Regions from separate parts of the Mus musculus genome. Here region 2 is linked to region 1. The links are chromatin loops, found by intact Hi-C in ENCODE. Cell type or tissue: left cerebral cortex. All regions are shown on one strand.

What was found. A loop is a pair of places that touch in the nucleus more often than their neighbours do. Peaks named below come from ENCODE experiments on the same cell type or tissue, not always from the same donor. Only the 100,000 strongest peaks of a DNase experiment are listed, where the experiment ranks them.
Region 2: a loop joins it to region 1, with 3 times the contacts of the local background. A loop is called at or near these places in 5 of 42 quality-filtered maps.

The regions. Positions count from the first base shown.
Region 1 is chr2:170,507,824-170,515,823 of GRCm38, reverse strand. It overlaps Pfdn4 (prefoldin 4), which reads right to left and starts at 4,594. Exons shown (of 4, transcript NM_001110152.2): 1 at 4,355-4,594; 2 at 1-85. The coding sequence starts at 4,378. It overlaps Gm16796 (predicted gene, 16796), which reads left to right and starts at 3,897. Exons shown (of 3, transcript NR_040367.1): 1 at 3,897-4,985. In left cerebral cortex, CTCF peaks have their summits at 4,659 (motif pointing right), 6,863 (motif pointing right) and 7,890 (motif pointing right); DNase peaks (open chromatin) are centred at 4,394, 4,653, 6,857, 7,894 and 2 more places; H3K4me3 peaks cover 1,758 bases; H3K27ac peaks cover 811 bases.
Region 2 is chr2:172,340,999-172,348,998 of GRCm38, reverse strand. Fam210b (family with sequence similarity 210, member B) reads right to left here and starts at 3,422. Exons shown (of 3, transcript NM_025912.4): 1 at 3,152-3,422. The coding sequence starts at 3,337. In left cerebral cortex, CTCF peaks have their summits at 2,760 and 3,022; DNase peaks (open chromatin) are centred at 278, 2,754 and 3,562; H3K4me3 peaks cover 1,681 bases; H3K27ac peaks cover 599 bases.

The sequences.
Region 1 (8,000 bases):
TTAGCTCTGTGATTCGACTCGTATTCCGAGCAAATTTGTTTATTTTTTGCTGATCTTCGAAAGTAACATTCACGTCTTCTGCAGCCTGAAAAAGATGTTTAATTTTTTTTTTTTTTAATTTCGATGGAGCAGTTACACTCTGGTATCTTACACTGTGACAAAGAACCAAGCACTCTCCTCACCCGAAGACAGCCGAGGGGCACAGGCCATAAGATATCACAAACGTGTCACACTTACGATCTGCTCACGACTCTACAATCTCTCCCATTATTCAATAGAATCATTCATGAGCAAATGCTTGAAATATAAAAAGTAGTTAATAAACGTCCCAATAATAACATTTTTTTTAAAGTTGGTGGTGTCACAAGCCTTTAATCCTAGCACTTGGAAGGCAGAAGCAGGCAGATCTCTGAGTTTGAGGACAGCCTGGTCCTCAGAGTGCGTTCCAGGACAGGCAGTGCTACACAGTGAAACCCTGTCATAGAAAACCAAAATGATAATGATAATGATAATAAAAGCCACTTGCCCAAAAGGCAGAATTTCCCAAGCTGGGACACTGTTTCCCTAAGATATTTCCAGCAAGCAAAATGTTCCATGGTCAAACGCCCTTAGTGACCATATTGCAGAGATTGTTTCTGGGGTAAAATGCATATGGGTATACTGTGCTGATAAAAATAAGACCATTTCTCCAACTTTCAATCTAATAAGCTGGCTAAGTCATCATACGTGTCGATGGCTCCACTCCATACACTTAAAATTCTGTATTTATTTTAAGGTTGGGAATCCACTATAGGGTAATGAAAATTGAGTTCCATATTTAATATTTGATATGCTTAAATCTGCAGACAAAGCTGGGTATTAGACAACAAAGCATCTATAAAATAACAAAAATGGCTAACACAGCCTGAGGTCCTACTGCACGCTTAGAACACTAGCCCCAGAGTCTTATGAGGGCATCACCAATATCACCGCTTCATAGATGACCAGAGACTGCAGGGTTTAGATAATTTGGCCAGGGTCAAGCATACCTATGCCTGTAAGTACAAGAGTTCCTGTTCAGACAGAGGACGTGGCTGGACGTTCTCAGACTGTTCCAATTCTTATAGGGGTTTCAATATACTAGAAAAGAAAATTAAACACTACACATTCCTTCCAGTGTCTTAGTAAAGAACAAGTGTACTTGACAAGGCCTGAAAGGACTACAGAGAGGCCCTACTAGCTGACATGACACACCTCTCAGCACATGAGGCTGAGGCAGGAGGATTACCAGTTTGAAGCTAGCTTTAGATGCATAGAGAAATCCTGTTGCCAAAACCTCGTGGCGCTGGGGAAATACCCTGTGGCTTAGAGCACTTAGTGCTCTTTCAAACGATCTGGGTTCGGTTTTCAGGTCCCACATTAAGTGGCTCACAACTGGCTGGGACTCCAGCTCCAGGGGATCTGAGGCCTTCATCTGGCTTCTGCGGGCACATTCATGCACATGTGTGCAAACACATGGCATATACACACAGGAACACACACATATACACAAACAAAAATAAAACCTTTAACAAAGAAAAGGCTCTCACTGAAGCTACAGATTTATAACAACATTATAGATAATACACCATATTGGAATTAATAAATGAAGGTCAGTAAGAACGGCTGGCTATTCTGCCAAAGGCAGGAGTTCACAGATCCACACTCCACCCATTCCTGGTCCCCTGGAAGCTATGGCATAAAGTGTGCATACGCAAACTTCTCCAGAGGTTGTAGGGTAACCTATAGTCTCGAGGCAAGGCTCAGTGGCCCAGATAGACAGGTGTTGGAATCTAGGCTCTCATCCCAACAAGCAACTGCGCATGCCCCAAGCCTGACATCAGCCCTAATGCGTATGGTCAGAGTCCGCCCCACCATGTGTGCACAGCGCAGAGCACAGACAGCACAGAGGCGAGCAGCAGACACTCAACAGACACGAAGACGGTGAGACCTGTATCCTGGTGCTTTGCCTACGAGAATTATCAATCTCCCAGAAAACCTCGAGGACTCCCTTCTTAACTCGGGAGTTTACAGAGCCCCCAAGCCCTAGGATGCATTTTCAGGTGTGTCTGTCACCACGAGGACTTTAAAAGCAACTCAGGTGAGAGGCCCTAGTAGGGCCTGCCTGACAAGCAACACTGGTGAAAGATTTCTGAATTAGAATCTAAATTACGATAGATCAGACTCAGATATTTTGACATCAAAGAGTGCTGGAAGTTGGCTGTTTTTGCTTTTTCCAAAGCAGGCATTTCCCGACATAGCCCTGACAAACAGCAGCCACCAGAAGCCACTTGGCCCCTGGGAGGCGGAGGCAGGAGGATTAACAATTCAAGGTCATCCTCAGCTGCATAGTGAGTTTGAGGCCAGCCTGGGCTATGTGAGAAATGAAGGCAGAATGGCAAAAAGGATCACTGTAGAGTTAAGGGAATTCTGCTAGTTATACAAGACATGACTTGCTCCAAATTCAAGAAGAAAGTAAGCTGCCCTGGACCCTGACTACACCCTGGCCTCAGTAACACCTTATGGGATTGTTAAGAGGAAATAAACCATACTCTATTCCAAGTTCAGGTACTGAGATCTGGGTCCCCAGCCAAAAAGCTCTCCACAATTTCAGCTGACAGTCAGATCTCTTAAGAGTTCCAGACCAGCAAATGCTACACAGTGAGACCTTGTCTCAGAAAAGCAAAAGCAAGGACAATGTTTATCGTGGAACTGACCAGTGTAACCCACAGCTGAGAGCACAGTCTAACAAGAGAGGCAAAATGAACCTGTTCCTACCTGGCCAAATCACCGTGGCCCCGGACTGTACTCTGCTACCGTGTAATAATTTGTGGGTGACAGACCAGGGCGAGGGGCTCTTTCGAACTCTGAAGCCTCCCCAGGCTCAGCAGCCATTCCCTCTTAATGAACTGGGATGCTGAGCATCAACCTTCAGTGGTCAGAAGCACTGACTACACGGTGCCAACAGCGAGAACACAAAGGCATTCTACAGGGGCCTTACAAAGTAGAGTGAAAGCAACTGTCTTCAGCCAAGCGCCTCTCATCAGAGACAGACAGGCAAACGGACAGACAGACAAGGAGCCCGGGGTGGGGTGGGGGGGAGACACACACACTAACACACACACAGAGAAACAGAGAGACAGACAGACAAGGAGCCTGAGAGAGGCAGAGGCAGAGAGACAGACAGACAGGAGCCTGGAGTGCAAATGCTCTTTAAATCACAGCTTTTCTTCTGCGCTTCAGTTTCCTCTTCAGCTAAAAGTGAATAAATACAGAATCTCCCAAAAGGTTGACACAGCAGATCAAAATAATTAGCAAATGCTAAGAACTGTCCGAACACACTGTGAAGCCCCAATAGCTATCAGCTGTTTGCTTGTTTGTTCTTTTTTTTTTTTCCCCTCCTCTGCAATTCTTTCCCTGTATTAGATACACCTGCACTCCTGGAAACACGTTTAGGTTATAAAAACCCACATGGAAGTTTAACTTAAGTTGGTGGCTCAAATTTAGCTCAAGTTTCAAAATATTGGTTGAAAGGGTTGCATAGCCATGTCTACTGCCTGTCATGCATGAAGCCCTGGGTCCACCACACCAGCACACCAAAAGCCAGGGGTAGTGGCACACACCGGTGATTCCAGCACCTGGAAAGTGGAGGCAGGAGAGTCAGAAATTCAAAATCATCTCTGACTGCATAGGAAGCCGTGGACCAGTCTGGTGTGTACACACACACACACACACACACAAGTCCGTGTCTTTCAAAAGTGTGATAAGACATCACACCGAGCCCCATGAACAAGGATCGGACGTCGTTTTAAAAATGATAAAGAGCTCTAATTTGACCAAACAAAAATCACCAGACCCAGCATCTCACCAGATGAGTCACCAAAGGAATGGCTGGCTGGCTGGCTGGCTGTGAAGTGTGCGGGGCAGAGCGTGGGGACCCGTGTCCTTCCTAATGGCTGGGAAAAGCCCGGAGAGCCACCGCGCTCGCTCGGGCCGACTGCTCTCAACGTCAATTAGACACTCGGTGCACGGAGCGTGGACCGACCGGAGCGGTCCGGGGCGGAGCACAGAGGTGCGGTAGCAGACGACGCCCCGGGATGCGGTAGCAGACGGCCCGGGATGCGGAGCCCGACCCGGTGCCCGAGGAGATGCACGACCCTGAGCAGGTGAGGCGGTTGCCCTGACGGCGAGCGGAGCGGACAGAAGCACCCCTGTACCCAGCGCGGGCCCCGGCCCCGCGCATCCCTCACCTCCTCAGACCCCGGCCCCCAGCGCCCCGCGTCTCCTCACACGCCCCGGCCCACGGCTCCTCGGACCCCGGCCCCGCCGCACTCACCGCCTTCTTCATGGTGGCCGCCATCTTGGACTGAACCACGGGGCGCGGGGGAAAACCACTCGGGCGTGCGTCACCCCCCGAGGTCCCTCTCGAGCCCTGCTGAGCCAGACTCCCCCCTAACGCACAGCACTATCTCAACACTGCTGCTATCTGTGTCTCTGAACTATAAATTCCCAGGGCAAGGACTCAGGAAAAAAAACTATGCCCTGGAAACACTTGGTATCTTCCAATTAAAGGGACAGGCAGCTTCCCTCTCGGCCGGCATAAATACCAAAAGCGGCCAATAGTCGGGCCCGAGATCCCAGCCACGGCCAGCAGGGGGAGCGCTGGGTACCACCCAGCTGTGTGGAATGGGAAGCTTAAGAAATTCTTTTTCCATTTATTCAACAACCTAGAGAGAAGCTAAGGAGGGTAAGGGCGTGGCTTCGGCAAAGTATTTGGTAAATCATTTGGTCAAGTATTTGCACTCAAGCATGGGGACCTGAGTTCGATCTACAGCCCCTACCACATAAAAACCCAGTGCTGGCGAAGCTACAAGCTGAAGGCCACTCTTGAAGTTGATCTTAGCTTGTATGCCACTGATCACTGCAGGGGACACTAGGGGATCAGCCAGGAATAGATGAAGCCAAAGGTAGGTGACACCCAAAAAGATCCAGAGCAGTGGTTCTCAATCTTCCTAGTGCTGAGACCCTTTAATACAGTTAAATGTTGTAGTGCCCCCCCCAACCATAAAAAGTAGTTTTGTTGCTACTTCATTATGTAAATTTGCTACGGTGCTGGGTCATAATGTCAATAAATATCTATTTTCTGATAGTATTAGGCGGCTTCTGTAAAGGGCTCCCGATCTATAGGTTGAGAACCACTGACCTAGAGCGCTATAACAAACTTAAATGCTTAGATAATAGCTTACTGGACGGTTGCTTGGCTATTTATATTTAGAGACAGGGTCTTGCAATGTAATCCTAGCTGTCCTGGAACTAGCTGTGTAGACCAAGCTGGCCTGAAACTCACAGAGATCTTCCTGCCTCTGCTCTCCAAGCGCTAGGATCAGAGGCGTGCTCCATCATGTGCAACTGAAATGAATTCTTTTATGTGTTTAAAATTAAATTGGTTCAGAAATATGTCTTCCACTCGCTCAAATATGTTAGCCTGGGAAGACTGCCCACACAGGGCCCAGTGGGCACCGAGCTTCCTTAGTAACCAGGGCCATTGTTAACTTCGGTAGCCAAGACTTTGCTCTCAGAAAGTCGGAGGTCTGAGGGCAGAAGAGCTTAGAGTATTGGGGTATGGGCCATTGTCTCATTTACCAAGGGACAGGGAGGACCAGGTGTGAGCCGCAGGACAGTAAAAGCACGGCTGGGCGCTCTTGCATCTCTGCCAGTCCCTCCTATGGCTTCAAGCACAAGGGCATGCCAAGGAGGGGAAGAGGGGCAGATCTCGCCTGTCTGCTTATGACGCAGTGGGTCTCAACCTTCCTAATGTGACCCTTTAATACAGTTCCTCACGTTGTGGTGACTCCCAACCATTAAATTATTTCATTGCTACTTTACAACAGTAATTTTGCTATTGTTATACATTGTAACGTAAATGCCAGACATGCAGGATGTCTGATACTTGACCTGGGTGGGAGGGCCATTCGACTTTCCAAAAGGATCACGGCCCACAGGTTGAGAACCGCTGTTCTAATGTATAATGCATGTGCCCATTTGGTTACAATCTATCTCCTATCGTTACAATGCAATCCTGCTCATTGCTTGCATACCATCAAGCCCTCTGGATATAATGAACTTGGACTCCACAGAGTGAAGTCCTAACACCCTCCTGAGGAAGGTTTGCCGTTTGCACTCTGCTACTTAGCAGTTGCACATACAGAGTCAAATCTCTGGACCTGGAATTACTACGGTGGCACCACTTTTGAGGAACTCATTTGTATATACCGCAAACCCCAGTCCTGAACTCTGTAACCCTTAGACCAGACTCAGAAGGGAGAGCTAGTGTCTGGCTGCAGTGGTCATGGAGAATCTGTAGTTAGTGGCATGTTGACTGGACCGAAAAGACACCAGACACTGGGGATGCTGCATGTCAAACAGATAAAGTACCCCGTCCCCCAGCACCTTGCTGTCTACTGACAGGAGACAGACCACAAACAACCCGTTAAATAAGGATAGTGTGTCAGAGAGGGTGGTTAGTGTAAATGTGGCTGACTGTCCCAGCAAGGGAAACACATGCAGCTTTCGTCAGGAGAACGCCACCAGAGAGGCACGAAAAAGAAAGAGAAAACAAATTCCATTGGAAGTGAATGTTGTCCAGGCTTGTCCTAGCTTTTAGACTGCGTCACACAGGGATGATGAGCATATTTGTCGTTTTGTGACAGTGTGTGTGCGCGTGCGTGTGCGCTCGCGCAAGTGCCCCTCCCCCAAGGTCCTGCGTTCCCTGGGGTTGAAGAGGAAAAGTCTGAGTGGCAGGAGCCACAGATCTCGCTAGCAGGAAGTAATTTGATCATCTGCCTGCAGGGGGCACCCAAGGACTATGACTGAATTCTCAGGCATCCAAGCCCATTTCCCAATGTTTTGGACGTCTTTTCATCTTATCCTGTTTGTATCTGACTCAAAGATGTTTGTAAGCTATTTTGTCCTGACAGGGTTTGAAATCCTCGTACCTCCCCACTGCACGTAGGACCGGTCAAACTAAAATTCCAAACCAAGGCGCGCCTCCCTCTCTGATCTTCGGGTAGCACTTTTCCCTGGAGAGACATGGACAAACATCTGCTCACCCTAGAAAGGAAAGCGATGATGGAACCAAGTAAGGATGCCACACGAGTTCAATTTAGTGAAACAATGAGTTTATCCCACCCGGGAGGGTGGGGGATGGGGTTACGTTCAGGAGTGTGAGGGGCCACTTGGAGGAACGTGGAGGAATCAAAGATACTCTTAGTCCAGTCAGCATGCCACCAAAATCCCCACTGACCACTGCAGTCAGGCACTAGTTCTTTCATCTGACAGCTCCCAGAATGGGAAGGACACAGGCCTCTTGGATGAAAAGGCCAGACCCCTCTCCAGGCATAGAACCTTCCAGCACCTTGCTTGACATTGGACTTGTTCACCTCCACAACTGTGCGAAGTTCATCTCTGTTGCTTAGGAATTACCAATAACCGGGTCGCGGGGTTCCTTGTTACAGCGGCACCAACTTACTGATCCACTTCTCTTAAACACTTTCACCCCTGCAAGCGACTCTATAGCTCTCTGCCCGTTTCCTTGGGAGCTATTTCTCTTCTGCTAAGCCAGGGGCACCAAGGGAAGCCGATCTTGCCTGCTCATTAATGGGTAAACTGATGTATGGACAATTAAATGGCGGCATATTTAAGGACTAGAGAGTATTGTGAGATACGAGATAGCTGCTGGTGCATTTGTTCAGTAACAGTGTTCCAGAGCCCATATTCGTGTTCGCATTTCTTCTTCCTGTGCCTAATATCAAACGCCTCGCATAAACTGTAGCTCTGTGGGCCCGTCTCCTGAATAACTGCATTTTGTCACCAGGTGGCGCCATGACTCCAAATTTTAGCTTTTCTTCTGTGCAAAGCCTTAGGAACCGGCCCAAAGGACATGCAGTCTAGTAAGCCACACTCTGGGCCAAATATATAGTCAT
Region 2 (8,000 bases), 1.8 Mb before region 1:
GTATGTATATCTATGTACCAGAGGCCTCAGATTCCCCTGAAACTGGAGTTACAGAGAGTTGTGAGCTGTCCTGTGGGTGATGGGAATTGAACCCCATGTCCTCTATAAGAGCAGACAGTGCTCTGAATCACAGGATCATCTCTCCAGCCTCCTCCCCTCTCTAAAACAAACAAATGTCTGGCCCTAATGTTTGCTCCTCTAGCCTGGTAGAAGCTACTGTTTATTTTCTGGCTGGAAGTCTGGCTGCCTTTCTATTCTCCCTTCTGGGCCAGAAGGCCTTTTGCCAAACCTGAGAGTATGAGACAAAGGGGGCCTCAGCAGACAGCTGTGGCTGTTCTGGGGCACGGAGACTGGGCCATAACTGAGATTGCCTGGGCCAAGTGTCAATGGGCTTTTGACTGACATTGGCCTAATGGAGGTGCGGGCACTGGGATGGTCTGCAGATTGTCTTATCAGCTTGGCCACCCCATCTGCAGCCCAGGGGAGGAGAGAATTACTTATCAGAAGGGACCAGAGCCCCTGTGAGCTTTTTAGTAGGGGAGTGCTTGTCTCAGGGAGGGGGGAGTGGTAAGGGCTGGCCAATAAAAGAAAGCCGAGGCAGCTTTTCTTCCTGTCCCCCAGAACCAGAACATCTAGAAAAGTCTCTCCTGTAGGGAATGACCATTCTGGCAAGACATGAAGGACCATGCATTTTTCTTCCAAGTCCTAGAGGGATTTAAAGAAGCTGAAGCAAAGGGATTCATGAGAGTGGCTGGCAAGCAATGGGGCACCGGTAGATACTCTTTCCCCACGAAGTACTGCTGTTTGCCACCTGCAAGGGCTCTGGACTTCCCTGACACACTGACACACTGACCTCAAAGTGCTCAGGCGGGGATGCATCTCAGTGGTAGAGCGTCTAGCACATGCAATACTCTCATTTCCTAGCACAGTATCAACCCAGCTTGGCGGTGTAAGCCTATAGTCCTTTGGAGGTGGAGGCAGGAGGATCAGAAGTTCAAGCCTATTGAGTTGAAGGCCAGCCTGGCTGGAATACAGGAGACCTTGTCTCAAAACAACCAGAGGAAGCCATATTAGAAAAAGAAGGTTGATTGAGTTGATCACGCTGTGTGGTAACACTTGCTCCCATCCATTTGATAAGTACCGTATGTGTTGACTTTGTACTGGGCCGTGTTCTGAGTGCCATGAAAATCTTAGTTTAGTGCAATCCTCACAATATCCCCATGAACAGAAGAGGATCTGCAAAGTCCGGGGTGTGTGTGTGTGTGTGTGTGTGTGTGTGTGTGTGTGTGAGCACATAGCCAGAGGCAGCACAGCCCAATCCCAGACCCAGCACTGTGCCTGTCAGAGTGTTCCAGAGCAGGGACATTGCAACAAACCAGACGGACAGACCTCTAAGAAGACTCTGACTTTAGGGAGCAGAGAACAAACAGTGAAACCTAGGGAGGAGACACACCAAGACAAGCAAGGAGTGAGTCAGGAGGGATGCTGCTCATTAGATAAGGGACGCCAGCCAGCAAGCCACTTGCATACGAACTCCTCCCCCTCCCCCCCCCAGGGTCACAAGTGGCCTCCACTCACTTGGTCTATGTGACCCTGAACCCTGAGCTCTGAAAGGGCTCCTTGTGTGGCGTATCTCCCCATCTCTGGCACAGTGCAGTCCTTGCTGTAGGCAAGAGGTTGACATGTCACTCAAGACACTTGATTTACTATCTAGAACATTTGGAGACCCCAGCTGGCCTCCCAGTGAAGGCAGGCAGGTTGGAGGTGGAGTGGGAATGCCGGACTGAGTCCCAGGGCAGGTCCCTCCCCCACAGTTGGCTTCTTGAGGAGTATCCTTTTTGAAGTACAAGCTCAGCTCCTGGGCTCTGGAGGCCCTGGGCGGTGTGACACGGATGACAGAAATCACTGGTGTCAGCCATGATGTACCAGATGCCAGCTAGCATGCTGTCGCCTATCACATTCACCCTCTGGGAAATGACTTAGTAACATCTCATTTTACAGACATGGAAAAGGGATAGCGTTTGATCAAAGTGATTGACTTAGCAAGCAGAGACATGGATCCTATGAGCCTGAGACCAGACTTATCCTTGCTGTAAACACACCTGTCAAGGCAGAGTGTGTGTTTAAGGTTAGGGTTAGGGTTAGGGTTAGGCTACCAACAGGGCTGATGTGGCAGAACAAGGTGAGAGGTTGTACCAGATCGTGAAGGCAGCTAAGATCTGAGCGCTAGAGAAGAGACAGTATAGGGCGGGGGGGCACACTACTGGTAGTCAGGGAAGACTTTCTGGAGGAGAGGGAAGCTATGCGGTGCCCTGAAGCACGGTACGCTGTGAGTATCCTGACTTGTGCTCAGGAGCAGAGCTGAGGCCAGTGTCCTGTCTGTCAGGCAGGAGAGAGGGGAAGGAAGTCCTTCCATCATTGTGCTCGGCACTCAAGGAAAGCGACCAATCCCTAACTGAAAAGCCACGGGAGCAGACAGTACTCAGAACTGCCCGATTCATGGCAGTGATCTTTCTTTCAGACTCCCCCAGACCTCGACGCTTCCGATCTACTACTTCTGAACTCCTGCTTTTTTTTTTTTTTTTTTTTTTTTTTGAGACCTACTTGAGATATGCTGCTGTCTGAATGGAAGCTGGTTTTCACTCTGAGCACTCAGGGCAAGTAACCACAACAAAACGGGATGGACTGCCTGCTCTGAGCCTGCTCTTCCAGCTAGATAAAAGGGTGGCGCAAGGAGCACAGGGAAGCGGTAGATGTACCGGCGGCACCGGCGATGCCGCCTCCTGGGCCCAGTGCCCAGGCCTCAACTGAACTTCAAAAGGAACAAGTCCAGGGGCCGGACTGGAAGTTCATATAGAATTCAGGCCCCTTGCGATCGGCTCGGTAACGCCACTGTTCTGGCTTTCGAAACTGGGGCTCGGCGGGCGACTCCATGACCTTGGGCAGCGCACCATTCCACTCCTAGCCTCAGTTTCTCCGGCTGCTAACTGAAAGAGATTTTTCTCGGATTCTAGGAATCTGAGAACTCAGGGACCCCGGAGGTGACCCGTTTCGGTCAGGTGCAATGTAAAAATTGTCCATTGGGGCTGGCCCTGGCACGGCGCTCCGGCCACTTGGGGATCAGGGTCCGAGTGGCTGTGGGGAGTCTTACCTGGCGGCTGAGACAGTCCCCGCGGGCCGTGCGCAGCAGTCGGGCGTCCGGAACCGGATGGGACAAGGCTAAGGCCCAGAGCGGTGGAGCACAGGAGGTGGCGGTTCCCAGGAGCCAAGGGGCCAGGGGCCGCAGCCGGGTGCTCACTCTTCCTGCCGGGCCAAGCAGCGTCAACAGCCCGGCCATGGCGCGCCGCGAGCGCAGCTCCAGTGTGCCCACTCGGGAATCAGCTCCAACACAGCGCGGTGGGCGGGGCCGAGACCGGGGCCTCGAGCTCCACCCCCCGACAGGCCCCGCCCCAACACCTTTAGGGCCCGCCCCCGGAGCGGAGCTGAGCGTGGGATAGGCGGGGCTCTATAGCGGAGCGCAGGTTTTGGGCTCCACCCAACAGCTCCGCCCTCCGCAGAAGCAGCCTATCCATGAGTGGGTGGGGCATCTGGAGACGCTCGCTCTCTTTTGTTCCCGCCCCTCAGCCCCGCTTCCTTGGCTAAGTTCCGCCTCCTGAAGCGGAGTGGGCGGGGCTGGGGACCTGCCAAGTCTATCAGCCTAGTTCTCAGGACCTCAGGCCAGTTCTTTGTGGAATGCATTTTCTCAGAACTTTCCAGGATTTTGAGTTTCCGGACTGTGGAGCGCGGCTGGCGGCTGTTTCAAGCGAGGGCTAATGCATTCTTTGTTTTTCCTCTCAGCCGAATGGGTGAAACCTGGAAGACTGATGCTTACGTGAATGCTTTAAAGAAGAAAGGAACTATAGAGGTTAACTCTCACTTGAAGAAGCCCTCTAAATGAGCCTACTATATCGCGGCTGTGAACATGAAAGCAGCCACTGTGGAGAAAAGTTTTGTACTTTCACAGATAGTTAAAAGTACACAAACCAGGTTGGTCAGCAACTCCGCTCCCATAGTGTCTCAAGAGAAGCAAAGACTCACATTTCTGTCGGACTAAAATCTGACAAGAGGGCACTCTCTCTTACCTGGTGACTATGCACTGCCTGGGGACTTGGGCCCACAGGAAGGCGTTGCTGGCATTAGATGTGGCCCCTCTACCTTGGACCTCTAGGCCCATGAGCCAAAATTAACCCTTCTGTTCTTATAACTTAAAGAAATAATAGTAAACTGTTATCTTGACATGGTGGTGCAGATCTGTAACTCAAGCACCCAGGAGGCTGAGACAGAAGGATTAAGAGTTCAAGGCCAGCCTCGACCCCAGGAGAACCTGTCCTACACACATGCTCAGAAGACAGCAATACTCATAGCAGGGCAGTCCAGATATCTGTCAGCTGGAGAATGGAACTTCCATCTGTGGATCACTTGCTATCCAAGCTGAGTTCCACCCTGGGGCCCAGGCAAGGTGGGGGTGGGGGCTGGGAGGTGGGGGGAGAGAGCCACAGTCTCCACAAAGTGCTCCTCTGGCCTGTACACATGCTCCCTCCCATGCAATAATAATAAAAAAATTTTTTTAAAGTAAGGCGTGAACACCTTCATCCTAGGGACAAGTCTCAGGACTGCTTTGCCAAATGGAAAATTCCAGCCACAAACACAACATGCAGGAGGATTTCATCTTCAGAGAATGCAAAGTTCACAGGCAAAATTCTGGACCCCCCCCCCCAAAAAGGTCAGCGGCTATCTAGGATTGTGAGTGGGATTTGGGCGGGGATTCAAGGAGCAGGGGGCTGACAGGGCAGTGAGGGTCACCACAATAAGCAAAGCTCACTTTTATGCAGAGCAATCATACTTCAGTGAAACAATGCCAGCGGTCCCCAGGACAGGCACCGTGGCCCAGCCTATAACTACAGTATTTGGGAAGTAGAGGCAGGAGCTCCAGACCAGCCCCCAAGCTCAGTCTCCTTGACCCAAAAGAATAAAATGTATAAAGCTAACATTCTCAAGATGTGCTGGCTGGATTCCAGCTTGGCAGAGCTCTCAGAGTCAGAAACCACGCTGGTTATGCCTGAGCTCTGTTTGTGGTAGTCCGGTACCAGTGTCTGAAGGAGGCAGACTGATCCTGTGTGGACTGCTTCTGCTCAGGGTGTTCAAGCTATAAAGATGAGTTAAAGGTATAGTCCTAAGCCGGGCGTGGTGGCGCATGCCTTTAATCCCAGCACTTGGGAGGCAGAGGCAGGTGGATCTCTGAGTTCGAGGCCAGCCTGGTCTACAAAGTGAGTTCTAGGTCAGCCACAGAGAAACCCTGTCTCGAACCCCCCCCTCCAAAAAAAAATAAAGGTATAGTCCTCAGTCACATTGGTCCTGCAACTCCAGCTGTGTGACCTGGAGTCAGTGGCTCAGCCTCTCTGAGCTTCACCTTTTCGCTTGTAAATTGAAGACACCCTAAGAGTTCCTCTTGTAAGACTGTTGGGAGAAGTCTTGACACAAATGTTAGAGTGGGCTGTTACCTAGTGCCTGGTGCACAAAAGGAGAGGGCATTTGATCCGGAATGTCTCAAAGGTGTCAGAGAGGGCTCCCAGCACTTCATCTGGAGGGCCTCCTAGGTCCCACAATGCTCTTGTGTCTGGGTCTCCTTTATTCACTCAGGCCTCCCGCTCTGGCTTCCTAGGAACTGAGTTTGTGATTTCTGCTTTATGGTTCTTGGGGGGAGAGAGAAATACATTTAAATTTTTCCCTTTAAATTTAACAGAGGATGAGGAACAGTGTGTTGGAATGGCCAGCCTTTGACCATTCGTTCATATTGACCATTTGACCATTCATTCGTATGATCAATAATGTGTGTGTGTAGATGCTCTGAATGTACACACCCAAGTACAGGTGTGTCCAGAATACGGCAAGTGAAAGGGCTCTTCCTCCCTTCTGCCCTCTATAACCCCCCACGGCTAGTAGTAACTCACACTTAGGAGCTCTGCGCCACGTGGAGGACAGCATCCTTCCCACACTCACACACTCCAGCTTCATGCCATGAGGACGGAGACACCCTTCCAACACGCACACTACTCATTTGGCGGAATGGCTTCCCCTCCGTAACAGAACTCTCCGGCACATCATTGACCACATCGGAGTACAGTAAGCAGCTATGAGGTAGTCTCAAATTCTCCAAGATGTTTCTGCATCAGAAATACAAACAGAACGCAAATAGCATCTGAGGTCGGAAGGCATTTCAGGCACTTCGGGTACTCGCATCAGGTAACGTTTCAACTGGAGTTATTTTTGGAGAGGCTGACACAGGTGGCTGTGCTTTCCTGTCCCCGGCTTTCGGACAGGGTCTGACCTCAAACTTATAGTCGTCCTTTGTTTGGTTTTCCAAACACTGAGATTACAGGCCAGTGCCACTCACTGTGTACAGTGTGACTTCATTTTGATCTGACAACTCCTCCACCTTGTTTCGGAACAGTATTCTCTGAAGACCTCTCTGGTCAGCCATCTGGTGGTTTGGTCTCAATTGTCCCTCTTGGCTGGGATGAGATTTGTCCCCGTTGGTTTGATCTGACCACACAGGGAAGGGAGATGTCAAGTGTCAGGTGTTAAGGAGTTACTGCCAATAAATCCCTTGATAAATAAATGGTTGAAAAGTTACCCAGGGAGATCTTAGGCTGAGCCCACCCAGACGTCCATGCCTGAACTTAATTTTGTCCATCTTGTGGATGATGTCCTCAAATCTCAGATAATACAGACATTCTGCTTGTATAGGATGTCCAGAGACAATAGTTCAAAGTTTTATAAGAGTACAAACCGCAGCCACCAAGATCACAAATGCTTTAGAGGAGAACCAGGGCCGTGCAGGACCAAAGACTCAGCCCAGCTGCTCTGTGCTCTTTCTCTCTTCCCCTCTGTGCTGGGCATTGAGTCCAGGGCTTAATAATGTTCTTACTATCCACAGACCCTTTTCTGTTTATTATTATTATTTTTTTGTACATGAGGAATTGAGGTTTCAGGAGTACAGTCACCAGAGGTCCCTCAGCAGGAGTGCCATCTGCAAGGGATTAGGCCCTCATTCTGTCCTTGTCCTTGACAAGGGGCCTGGTGAGACTCCTCAGTGCTGCAAAGGGCTCGGAATCAAGGAACCAGTTCTCAGTGCTTTAAGGACTGGCTGTCAGGAACTCCTGCAGAGTTGGGCTGGATCCCTTCCAGGAAGGGCTCCCAGCCTTTCTGTCTGGGTCATTGTCTTTCAGCAGATTGATCAGCGAAGCGCTGCAGACCACTACTGATGACAACAGTGTACCGGACCCAGACCTCTGCCACCAGCAGGCAAAAGTGGCCCCAATGGCTTTTGTTTATTATGTGTCCACGTTACACCTGCACCAGCTCCTTCTACCTGCATCCCAGAACCAGCGAGGACATAGACAAAAGGAACCCCAAAGTAAGCCAGGAATGCTGTGGGACAACTGTAATCCAAACATTTGGGAAATGGAAGGAGAAAGGGCAGAGGCTCAGGGTCATCTCCAGCTCCATAGTAAATTCAAGGCCAGCTTAGGCTATGTAAGATCCTGTCAAAAATGATAATGAGGATGATGATACATTTTTTTTAAAAAAGGAAAAGGAAAGTGTCACGCTTTGGTAAACATTCCGGCACCCAGTGGGAAGAGTCCCTGTGACAAAATCATGGTGGCAAAATCTGTTTCAAGTAGGAAGAGATGCAGGGAACTCTAACAAGGCCCCCCTCCCCAGGCTTCGGTGGAAATACAGCCTGGGGTGGTGGAGGAGGGCAGAGCATGCTGTGAAGTAAGAAAGGAAATAAACAAAAGACTCGGTTTGCATTGAAAATGAAAGGTCCCTCTTCCAAAATGATTAGAAATGCCAATTAGTGGGCACTACACCAACTGCAGGCCTCTTAGGGCCAGGGTCTGTTGTCCTCAATCCAGATCCCATGTGTTAGCTTGGTCAGGCAGGGACATGAAGGCTGT